2 separate regions of the Mus musculus genome follow, and region 2 is linked to region 1. Evidence: chromatin contacts called from ENCODE POLR2A ChIA-PET data. All regions are on one chromosome and are shown on one strand. The core of a region is the stretch at or near the end of the contact, and the rest is flanking DNA. Distances in the headings are between cores, read along the strand shown.

Region 1 (5,521 bases), core at 2,156-4,655:
TGGGTGCCTAATAATGATAAAAACCATAATAATACTTCATAATTATGCACTGCCCTCTGCCAGACTTGGATTTAATTACAAAGACTATGATGGAACTGGCAACAGCTTGTTCCCTGTTGGGGTGCAATACCCAAGGGCTTGGAAACACAAAGTGAAGTGGCCACTGAGACCTCCTGCAGGGCCTGTCCTGGCAATGCACCCACAGTTCTTCGGGTTTGAGGCTTGCCATGTGAAACAAAGGGTACTTCTAAATTGACCACGTGTGCTTGGCACTGCCGAGTAAGGAGTACACATGAAGCAAATGCTGTCATGCGTGGAGTACAACATCATGGAATTCTAGGTCTAGAAGGCACCAAGCCAGGTGAATCCATTCATTCATCATCCTGTCTTCTACCTCTAAACATCCCCACTACCACACTCAGCGTGTGAGCCTTGCCTTCTGCGTTGGGCTAGGGCTGCTCTTGTGGTAGCCTGACTCGAGCATCAGGGCACTCACGATTCAATGAACACTCACGGTGAGCATCTATTCTGAGCCGAGGCACTGTACAGGCACAGAGATGGATAGCATTACCCCTGCTGGACATGGTGGCTCATAGCTGTAATCTCTGCACTCAAGAGGATGAGACAGGAAGACCAGCATGAGTTTTAGGGCTACAGAGTAGCTAACAAACAAACTCTTCAGTGTCCCCCGTGATCCTGATCCGAGGCAAGAACAGCTTACCATCTATGTGGAGGATTCTCACTTAGGCATCAGAGATAGAAACAGGACACACCCTGAGCAGATGAAGGAGAACAACCCAAGAGCAGGTGAGAACCTGGGCAGTCCCCTCTGAGGAGAAGCAAGAGGCAGGCAGGGCACCTGCAGTGAGAAGCCCAGGAACAACTCAGAGGTCCTGCTAGCTTCTCCTGTTTTGGTTTTTGGAACGCATGTCACTCCTGGCTTACCGAGTTATTAATTTACTCGCATATGGTTTGTGTTGCCCCATCAGCAACCTTGTCAGTTTTGTTGACCATTACATCTTGAGCTAATACTAAAATGCTGAATAAATATTGGCCTAATGATTAAATGGCACAAGGGAGGAAGCGAAGGTGGCAAAATGGAGAGACGGCGCTTAGCTCATACGATCAGTGGTCAGTGTGACACCATGAGAAGTGTGTCGGTCAGGTTTACAGCACTGCAATGATGAGCGTAGGAAGGCTAGCTGCCTTTCTCATAGAAAGACTGACAAGTTCACTGCCCAGGGGATGCAAGGCCAAGAAGGGCTGGGCCCTCCTACAACAATGAGCAACCAAGAAAATGCTGACAGACACATCCAAGAGCCAAGCTGATCAAGGTAGTCCTCCATGTGAGCTTCCTTTCAGATAATGCTGAGGTGTGTCAGGCTAACAGCTAAAGCTCACTAGAAGAGGGCAGAGCCTGTAGAACAAAACTGCTCGCATCCTGCACAGGAAGTGAAGCAAAAGGATGAGGGTCTCACAACTCACTATAACCCCCCTCCATGACCTAAAGCTTCCCACTAGCCTCTCTGTCTTTTAAAGGGTACACCACCTTCATGCCAAGGACCAAGAGTAATTCATAGGCCTGTGAAGAACATCCCAGGTCCAAATTATAGCAGATAGGGAGATGCTGGAGCAGTAAGAAAGTGGAGAGAGGCTTGTTCTCTGGTTCCAAGAGCTCTGGAGAGAAAGCTAATGTGGTACTGTAAAACAATACAAGGAACAGAGGAGGAGAAGGCTTGGGGAAGTTCGGAAAGTATGGGTTCCAATGTGGAACTTACTCCAATAGACAAGTAGAGCGGCTAAAAGCTGCTTAGGAATGCAGATCTGGCCCTCACTGACCGGACGCCGGACGTCCATCCGTGATTCTATCTGAATGGCTAGATCATCTCCTGTGCACTGTGTGCCTTCCAAATAAGAGGGCTGAGGGCCAGAACCTGCTACTCTCAAGGAGTCAAAGAGAACAGACAGTTGAAAAATAACTGAGAAAGCAATCTGAGGGTGTACAATGTTAAGAAAGGTAGGGTGGGGCTGAAAAGAGTCTAAGAAAAGCCTTCAAGAAAAAGGTAGTCTGCCGGTCCCACTGCAAAGCATTAAAGACTAAAGGTGGTCAAAAATCTCAATATTCAGCAGGTTGAAGTAGGAGCACCATTACCTAGAAGACAGCTTGGGCTACATATTGCGTTCCAAATCATGCTAGGCTATACAGTGAGACTGTTTCAAACAAACCGGACTAAGGTGTGTGTGACCCTATGTGTATGCCGCTGATAGAAGGACCACTTTGGGGAGATACGCAGGGGGAACAGACTACTGTATTTGAATCATGAAGTAAACAAGTCTTTTTGTCTGAGCACCGGAAAGTAGTATGTCTAAGAAGTGGCCAGTTAGCTTACGAGTGGTAACCACGGTTCTACACTTGATCTTAGCCAAAAGGCCAAGAAGCGGTGGTAACCACGGTTCTAAAGGGGCAGCTGAGGAGTCTCGCGGGTATCACAACCCCCCATTCACTTCTCTGTCCTTGCTGTCATTTCCACGGCCGGGGCGATCCACATAAAATGCAAGCAAAGAGAGGAAGCGACAACACCCCTCCCCTCGTGTATGACTCATCTTCGTGGCAGCTGAGAGCCTGGATAGGAAGAGTTGAATTCAATGAGGTGCCCGGTTTCCCGTTGAATATTGGAATTCAGTGACTCGGATGGCTCCATGCTGAAGGGAGCTAGGGAGACTCATTCACATTTTTTTCCTACCCGGCACTCGCAACCTCCATTCAGCATTTTCCCCTTGGTCTCCCTAACGGAGCCCAAAGGAACAAAGCTACTCCCCACCCGCACCTCGGGTTGACCTTCCACCCGAGCGCCCACCCCTAGCCCGTTCCACGGCCACGTGACCCTCTCCAGCCTCCTAGCCTCCCGGGCCTCTCCCCCTCCCCTCCAGTCCGAGCCCGCTTGGCCCCGCCCACCCCGCCCACGTGTCAGCCTCTCTCCCACCTGACTGGCTCCTCCCTCTTCGGCCGAACCCGGCCGCTTGTCTCAGCTGCCCGACTCCAAAATGGCAGCCGCGCACAGCACGCACCAGCGCGGCCGGACCTCCTTAACTCGCCGGCCTCCCCTCTTTAGCTCCCAGCCTCCCTCCTCCGGCCTTCACCTACCCGCCTCTGGATTGGCCGCCGGGAGTCCCGCCCACCTGGAGCCCCGCCTGCCATTGGTCACGGTAGGCTGCCCTTCAGAGAGGCGTGGCCCAGCCCGCCCCCCACCCCGGGAGGTATTTTCCATTCCGGTGGGGGGCTGGGGGGGCGGGGGGAGGGGAGAGGGTGACGAGGGGGAGGCGGCCGGGAAGGGGTGGGGGCTGGCGGGGGCATCCGGCCGAGCTGGGGTCCCCGGGCTCCGTCCGGAGGAAGCGAGGCTGCGCCGCCGGCCCGGCAGGAGCGGAGGACGGGACGCGCGGGCGGTCGCGCTCGCCCTGTCGCTGACTGCGCTGCCCCGGCCCATCCTTGCCTGGCCGCAGGTGCCCTGGATGAGGCCGCCGCGCGTGTCCCGGCCGCTGAGTGTCCCCCGCGGTCGCCCGGCGCCTGCCCTCAAGCGGCCGCCTCTCCTTGCCCGGGTCCCCGTTTTCCCCCGGCGCAGTCCTCCTCCGGTGGGCGCCTCCGCACCTCGGCGCAGGCGGCACGGCCCTCGGGCCGGGATGGATCCGCCGGGAAGAGGAAGACAAGCCGGGGCGTTGAGCCCCTGCGCACGGTGCCGCCGCGCGTAGTGGGAGCTTACTCGCAGTAGGCTCTCGGTACGTCTCGGAGGAATTGCTTTTCGGTGGGAGTCGGGACACCTAAGGGGAAGAAGGGGTCGTCTGGGGCCGATAGGAGGGCATTCGTCATCGGGGTCGTGGTGGGTCGAGACTGGGTGGGGGAGGTCGTCGGTGCCCACTGCCAAGGGTAGAGGGGGTCCAGGCAGGTCACCTAAGAGCTCCATAGCTCCGACCTGAGGGTCCTCAAGGGCGACGATAAAAGGTCTACCGGGACGTGAAGGAAGGACCGGGGAGCGTGGATGCGGGAAAAGACTGGAGCATCTCTGGGGGGTTTAACCTGGGGTGGTTATTACAGGATGCGGAGGCGGCCGCAAGGAAGACCCCGCTCCAAGTCCTTGAGCTTTTAATAAATGGTTCTTTGGTGCTGGGACTTGGGCATTCGAGTAGCTGAAGCGGAGTGAGTTTGTGGAGAGGGAGTTGCATTGACAGAAGGATGCTGAGGAACAACGTGAATACCCTTGGTTTGGTTCTCAACTTTGAAGGCTATGGGGGTCAGCCACGAGCTTTTGGCATTTTTTTATTTTGGTGTTCCAAGCAAAAGGTGGCTGGCTGCTGGACTTCGTCAGTGATTCCTTATTTTAAATTGTATGTATATATTTGATGGGGTTGGGCAGTTACCAGTTCTCCTGGACATTCTTCCAACTACACCTTGACATTCTTACAGCAGCTTCTCATCTACACCGGAGGCCTGCTCCTTTCAAAGTTAACACTAGGCTAGACTGTCCTATTACGATTTACTGACATTTATCCTAGAAGACGATTAAGTCATGCTTGCTTTTAACTGTTTCTTTACAGGGCCGTGTAAAATTGAACTGCATGTTCTATAGAAGTTTAAAAATGGTTTCTCTTTAAGGAATGAAATGAAAAAGATGCTGGTGTTAGAAGGCTCTGCTAAAATGAGCTCGAGTGTTCTAACAGTTGGGAATTTAGTCAAATGCGTACTTTAATCTTAATAGTCTCTCGGATTCATAGTCCCTTTTTGAAATCGGCCTAGCAACGGAAGGAAGACACAGCAGGAAGCGGTGACTGTTGTCTGGAGTTCACCTTTGTGATTGTCCTGCAGGGATGTTACCTTTTTCATGTCTGTGGACTAGAAAGAGTAAGCTGAGAATTGCACAGCTAGTCTGTAGTCTCCTGTTAAACTCACACCTGTATTACTAATTTCATACATTTGTTGAGTTTCCTATGGCTTACAAAATGAAAACTCACTTGATTAGGGAGTCCTTAACATTTAGGGGGAAAAAAAATCTGAAGGCTACTTTGCTGGCTAATTAAAACATTTCTGCAAAAAAGTGCTAATATTTTTAATGGTTCTTCCCAGTTCTTGAAAAAGTAGTGGTTAATTATATATTTTTCTTCTTATTGTCCTTGAATTTTACCGTTTGTCCTTAGGGAGAATGTACTGGCATACAAAACAGCAGCTTAAAATATTGAAACATAACACCTTTTGACATTATAATGGCTTCTGCATGATTCACCTTGAGAATCATCTCTGGCGAGCCAGCAGTGGTGGGCTTTCCCTTCCTCTTCAGTTGGGAGTGGGCTGGCTGTCTCCTATTGTGGGCCTACAGCAAAACAGTTTACTGGCTGTGAAGTAATGGTGATAACTTTCACAAAAAGAGAATGAGAGGCCGATGAGTCATTTCTTTCCGAGCTGGAAGAGTAGAAGGTAGAGATGGTTATCCTGTGGATCGGGAATCGAGGCCCAGAGCTTCTGAAGGGACTG
Region 2 (5,521 bases), core at 1,484-3,983, 120 kb after region 1:
TATGTGTGTATATGTGTGGTAGTTTAAATAGAAATGCAACCCCCACACAGACCTTCAGGGAGTGGCACTATTAGGAAGTAGGACTTTGTTCCAGTAGGTACAGGCTTGTTGGAGGAGGTATGTCACTGGAGATAGGCTTTGGGGTCTCAGGGGCTCAAGCCAGAAGGAGAAGCAGCCTCCTCTGCTGCCTGTTCACTAGACAACAGCCCAGAGACAACTCCTTCCATAGAGCAACTGGATGAGATGCTTGCTTTCTTTCATCTCCACTTACATTTCAAAAGGTTTTTCTCCCAAAGATACCAAGGTCTTCCCAGGTTTGCGGGGCTCGATTCTAGGATTTCCTAATACGTTCTGGTTTGTTTTAGATATTTAAAATCTTACTGAGCAAGTGTTCAGTCTTTCTAGAAGACCACGGGCTCAGTATGAAGATTTGACCTCCTGCCTCCACTGCTACACAGAACAACCATAAAACTCCCTGTGTCCATGACAATGGAAGATGCTGACACAGGTTGTGTATCCTTAGAGCTGGATCTCAAAGCCTATGAGTATCAATTATAACCTCTTCCACAATCATAGTGGCCCTTGCCTCACACTTGGACCTCTGACCTTCTCACAGCTGCTGGCACATGCTCTAAAAGGCAGGTATAGGGCTTACCTAGCATGCAGAAGGGCCTGTGTTGAGCCCCCAGGACTACACAACCTGAGCATTCTAGCTCACACCCGAAATCTTAGCACTGAACAAGAAGCAAGGAAATCAGGAACTCTCATCTACATGAATAATGGAGCCATTTGGGGCTTCATGAGAACATTTCTTTAAAGAATAAAATGCCTCAGTATCTTTTCTTTGATGACATCTACTCTACCAACTGCCACTCAGAGAAAAAAAAATGGTAGCCTGTCCCTTTGTTCCCACCCTAAGATAAAACTTAAAACACACCTTCTCCAGGCACCCCACATGTGAGCTTTGTCTTCTTGGACACATGGTCCTCCCCTGCCTCCCTCACTCCCAGGCCATCTGGAGGACCATGGAGTACCTGATGAGCCCTCAGGGTCGGGAATGAACCACAGTTTCCAGAGCAGTTTCCTCTAGGAGTCAGAAGAAAATCTTCACACAAGGACCACAGCACTCTCCAGCCCTGAGCCCTGGCCTAGGTAGGCGGGGAGGAAAAACTGAAGGAACAAAGGCAGCCTCTGTGCAAATGACACTGTCACTGTGTCAGGCATGCCAGTGCAGGACAATCCCAGCACCTTCTCACTGCAGAGTTCTGTCCCAGAGGGCCAGTCCTCACCCAGTACACCAACCTTACCTTAGAGCTCAGATTCCAGATATGATATCAGAGAATTAGATTTAGGGAAGCTACTCCCTCTCTGCATGCTCAGTATGAAAGGACGCTCTGAATGACAACTTCAGGGCCCAGTAAGATGTCTCAGTAGGTAGAGGCATGGGACATCAAACCTGATGACCTGAGTTCCATCTGCATGTGGCAGACACACACACACACACACACACACACACACACACACTCACTCACTCACACACTAGTTAATAATTTTTAAAAAGAAATACAACTTCTGTAAGTCACACACACACACACACATCATGGGTACACACACATACACATGCACACATACTAACTAATAATTTTTAAAAAGAAATACAACTTCTGTAAGTCCTTTCTAGCCCATAGAACTCCTGAATAAACAACAGAGGGACATATGAATTTATTAACAAGCTGTAAGCCTAAACTGGGCAAGTTCTGAGATGGTCTAACCTACAACCCAACCATAGACTCCCATATTCATGGCCAACTGAGTCTTGTTCTGTTTGCGCTACTCAGTGTGTGTTACTGGGTGATTTTCTCTTGGTCACGGGCCCATGATCCATCCCCAGGGTCCATCCTGTATCATGGCTACTTCCTTTTCCCACTACCCTTTTCTTCTTGTTGTGGTCCCTACCTGAGACCCCCTACTCCATCTCAAGTCCTCCCTTCCTCTGTCTCCTGCCCAGTCACAGGCTCTAGACTTCGATTGTCCAGTTAGAGACTATTGTGGAACATTCTTTCCAGTCGATACACCCCGCCATCGTTCTGTAAGGAACAGTCTGTCCTCACATGGGTCGGGTGAAGACTAGGCGAGGGAGAACCTTCATCTCAGAGGCTATAAAAGACAGAAAGACATCTGTCCTCTGCCTGTAGGAACCTCAGTTCCGTCACAGCCATGAGTAGAGCCGTGTGCATTGATTCTTCCACGGCAGCAGTCGGAAGGCCTCGTCCCTCCCTGGGCGCGCGCACACACATGCTTTTCCATGCCCACGGAAGTAAGGCAACATTTACAGTTGTAATCCTGGCGGATTACAGTTTCTGAACACATTTGGGGTAGTCCTTCAGCCACAAGCTATGTCTCAAAGATATCAGGGCTAGAGTCTGTATCTACCACTGGCTGGAGCCATGTCTGAGTGGCTACAGTGGGGACCTGGACTTCACTCCATCCCTCTGGGAACCACCCTCCTTCCAGCACTTGCTCGGCTGCCGTGGGGCCCCCGAGCAGTCTCCATATGGGATCCTCCTGTCTGGATGTGCTTAACAAGGCTGGGAGTGGAATGCGGGATTGAATTCCAGGCTCTGCACAATGTCCTCCTGATTGCCAACCGCATGATGCTGGCTCGTTGGTGGCACATCCGGTGTTCTGCAGACCACACAGCAGAAAGACAGAATGCAAGAGAGTGAAGCTGCCACCCAGAGGATCCCAACAGGAGCTGCTTCCTCCATCCATGAAGCTCACACTGCCTCTACAACACCCCCTCTTCAGGTCCAGCACAGAGGCCCTGCCTCCCTGGCTAGGTCACCTTCTCTCTTGCCAGTCACATGGAGGTTTGCATTCTTTGCTTTCCCCTGGGCTCAGCTCCTTCGGGGCAAGCAGCCTGAATCTTGACCTTTCTGCACCCTGCACTTGGTGTTTTACAGAACAGTGCCTGTCTGTGCCTTGGGGCTGAGAATCCAGACAACCATGTCGTATGACCACTGCTGACTGGGTCCCCTCTGTTCCGTATACAGTTGAGGACTCAGAGAAGGTTTAACCTTAGTCTCTCATCTCTGCGTTAGCCTGAACTCTCCTTGGCTTATGGAGGATAGAAACACTGCTTCCCTGTTCTGGGGAAACTGAGGCAAAGAGCCTCTGATCCATGGTGTGGCAGCATTTTGGAGCATAAACTCAAAAGCACTGGGACTGGTTTCTGAGCTGTGTGTGACTACAGTATGTGTGACTAAGTAGGTGTCCCTGCAGCTGGCCGAGGGGACTGTGTGAACAATCAAAGATGTCTTTTTATCTAGGGATAGGGGCCTCAGAAACCGCCTAGGACATTTGTTCTACAAGTGTCACCATCCCTGAGTTTTCACACTGTTCATGTCCTCATTTGGAACCCATGTTATTTATTCAGTGATATATACAGAACCCTTTCCATCTTGACAAACTTGGATTTCCATTACAGACACACACTGGTTTACCAACATGGTCACAGTCATTCCCAAATGTGTTTTTTGAGGTAAGGCTATGTCTGAGCTTGGTGAAGGCACCCTATGGCAGACATTTAATTTATTTTTTACATTGAAAACAATGCTATGAATGAAAACTGCTGCAAACACATATGTATGTACTTACAGTAGCATTGCTGAAGAGTAGACACTCTGCTTTTGTTCCATGTTGTTTGCTCACTGGGAAGAAACCGTGCGTTTGAAACTCCCCATCTCCAGCGGCCTTTGAAAACACTAGTTCCTTTACGGTTCACCTGTGCTGGGTTCTGTGACCTTGCAAGTATTTCTCAAAGAGTCCATTCACGGGCATGGTACTACATGTGTTTAATCTCAGCACTTGGAAGGCAGAGGCAGATAGCCCTCTCTGAAATCCAAGCCAGCCAGGACTACACAGTGAGACCTTGTCTTTAAAAATAAAGTAGTTGACTTATCCTTTATAAAAGATTAACACTTCCTCTGCTGCTTTGAAAATGGCTTCACAGAAGTCAGCGCCTGGGAGAGAACCATGCCGTATACTTCCCATCATGTGTGAGGCATGACACATGCATGCTCCCACTTAGTCCTGTGTACAGGGTAGGATTAGAGTTCACATTTTACAGATGAGCAAGTAAACATTCAGAGACCCTGGGTATGATGCCAAACCATTGTCAACTTGACTGGCTTTAGAACCACGCAGGAGACACGCCTCTGCTTAGCTGTTTGAGGGTGCTTCTAGGGACATTTAACTGAGGAGGGGAGACCCACGTTAAACATGAATTGGATGACCAGACTGAATAAGATGGAGAGAGGATCAAGAAAGCCTGATGAATGACGCTCCCAGCCTCCAACACCACAGGCATTCCCTGAGAACACACCAGCTAAGCAGAACAGGGAAATAGGTAAGCTAACTGAAGACCTCACCACTCCCTCCTCCCCTCTAAATCCAATCCCCAGTCCCATGCCTAGTGCTTCAACAGAACACCAGCTGCAGCCTTCCTCTCCCTCCCCCGTCCTGGCCCATATCTCCTAAGGATCTCACAGTTCGTCTCCTCCTAACCATCCCCCCAAGCACTTGGTCACTTTATCCTCAGCCCACAACTCCAATAGGTACCCCCTGATAACCCACAGGCCATGCCTGCCAGAAAATCAGATAGGCTGCCCACAGGTCTTCCCTTTTATCTCTGTTCCCCGGAGATGCAATCCAGCATCTCATCCCCAGCTCTCTAGCAGAACACAAATGGAAGCCTCCCTTGCACACACACACACACACACACACACACACACACACACACACACAAAAGCACACGCACACACACACACACACTCTCTCACACACACACACACTCACACACACACACTCACACACACACACACAAACGCACACGCACACACACACACACACACACGCACACACACTCACACACACACACACTCTCACACACGCACACGCACACACACACACACACTCACACACACACGCACACACATACACACGCACACACACACACTCTCACACACACACACACACACACATACACACACACACGCACACACACATACACACACACACACACACACACACTCTCACACACACACACACACACACACACACACTCCCACCTCCCATCTCCTGTGGGTTCCATGAATCTTCCCTTCCTAACCTCTCTCCCCAACTCACTGCTGTGTCCCCAACCTCAGCAGCCACACCGTGCTAATACAAAGGCCACTCCTCCCAGGGCAGCACATAGGCAAAAGACATAGCCACACCTCTCCTACTGCTCCTGAGATCCAATCCCCTCGGTCTCTTCCCAAGATCTAGAGCAGGAAACCCACTGCCATCTCCATTTTCTCTTTGACTTCATCCCCAATGGATCACAAAGACCTTCTCTTCCAACCTTCTTCCCCCAACTCGTTCCAGTAACTCAGCCTCTGACACCAGCAGAGATTCCCTGCGAGCATACAGGCTGAGCAAGTCAGTAAAACAGTCAACACTCAGCCATCACACTCTCTGG

Evidence for each region. ChIA-PET counts read pairs that join two places held with the same protein, here RNA polymerase II (POLR2A).
Region 2: POLR2A ChIA-PET joins it to region 1 with 23 read pairs in Patski. The contact joins the enhancer-like site here to the promoter of Socs5 in region 1. POLR2A ChIA-PET finds 5 or more read pairs at or near these places in 2 of 5 experiments (Patski and embryonic stem cell).

The regions. Positions count from the first base shown.
Region 1 is chr17:87,104,274-87,109,794 of GRCm38, forward strand. It overlaps Socs5 (suppressor of cytokine signaling 5), which reads left to right and starts at 3,406. Exons shown (of 3, transcript NM_019654.2): 1 at 3,406-3,774. It overlaps Gm30510 (a long non-coding RNA gene), which reads right to left and starts at 3,074. Exons shown (of 2, transcript XR_877091.1): 1 at 2,985-3,074.
Region 2 is chr17:87,223,563-87,229,083 of GRCm38, forward strand. No RefSeq gene overlaps it. Among named protein-coding and RNA genes, the nearest start is that of Gm51270, 6.1 kb to the left of the region's middle. Within about 2 kb of position 2,734, at least 1 of the 3 ENCODE cell types and tissues checked has a DNase peak (open chromatin) inside an H3K27ac peak, as active enhancers do.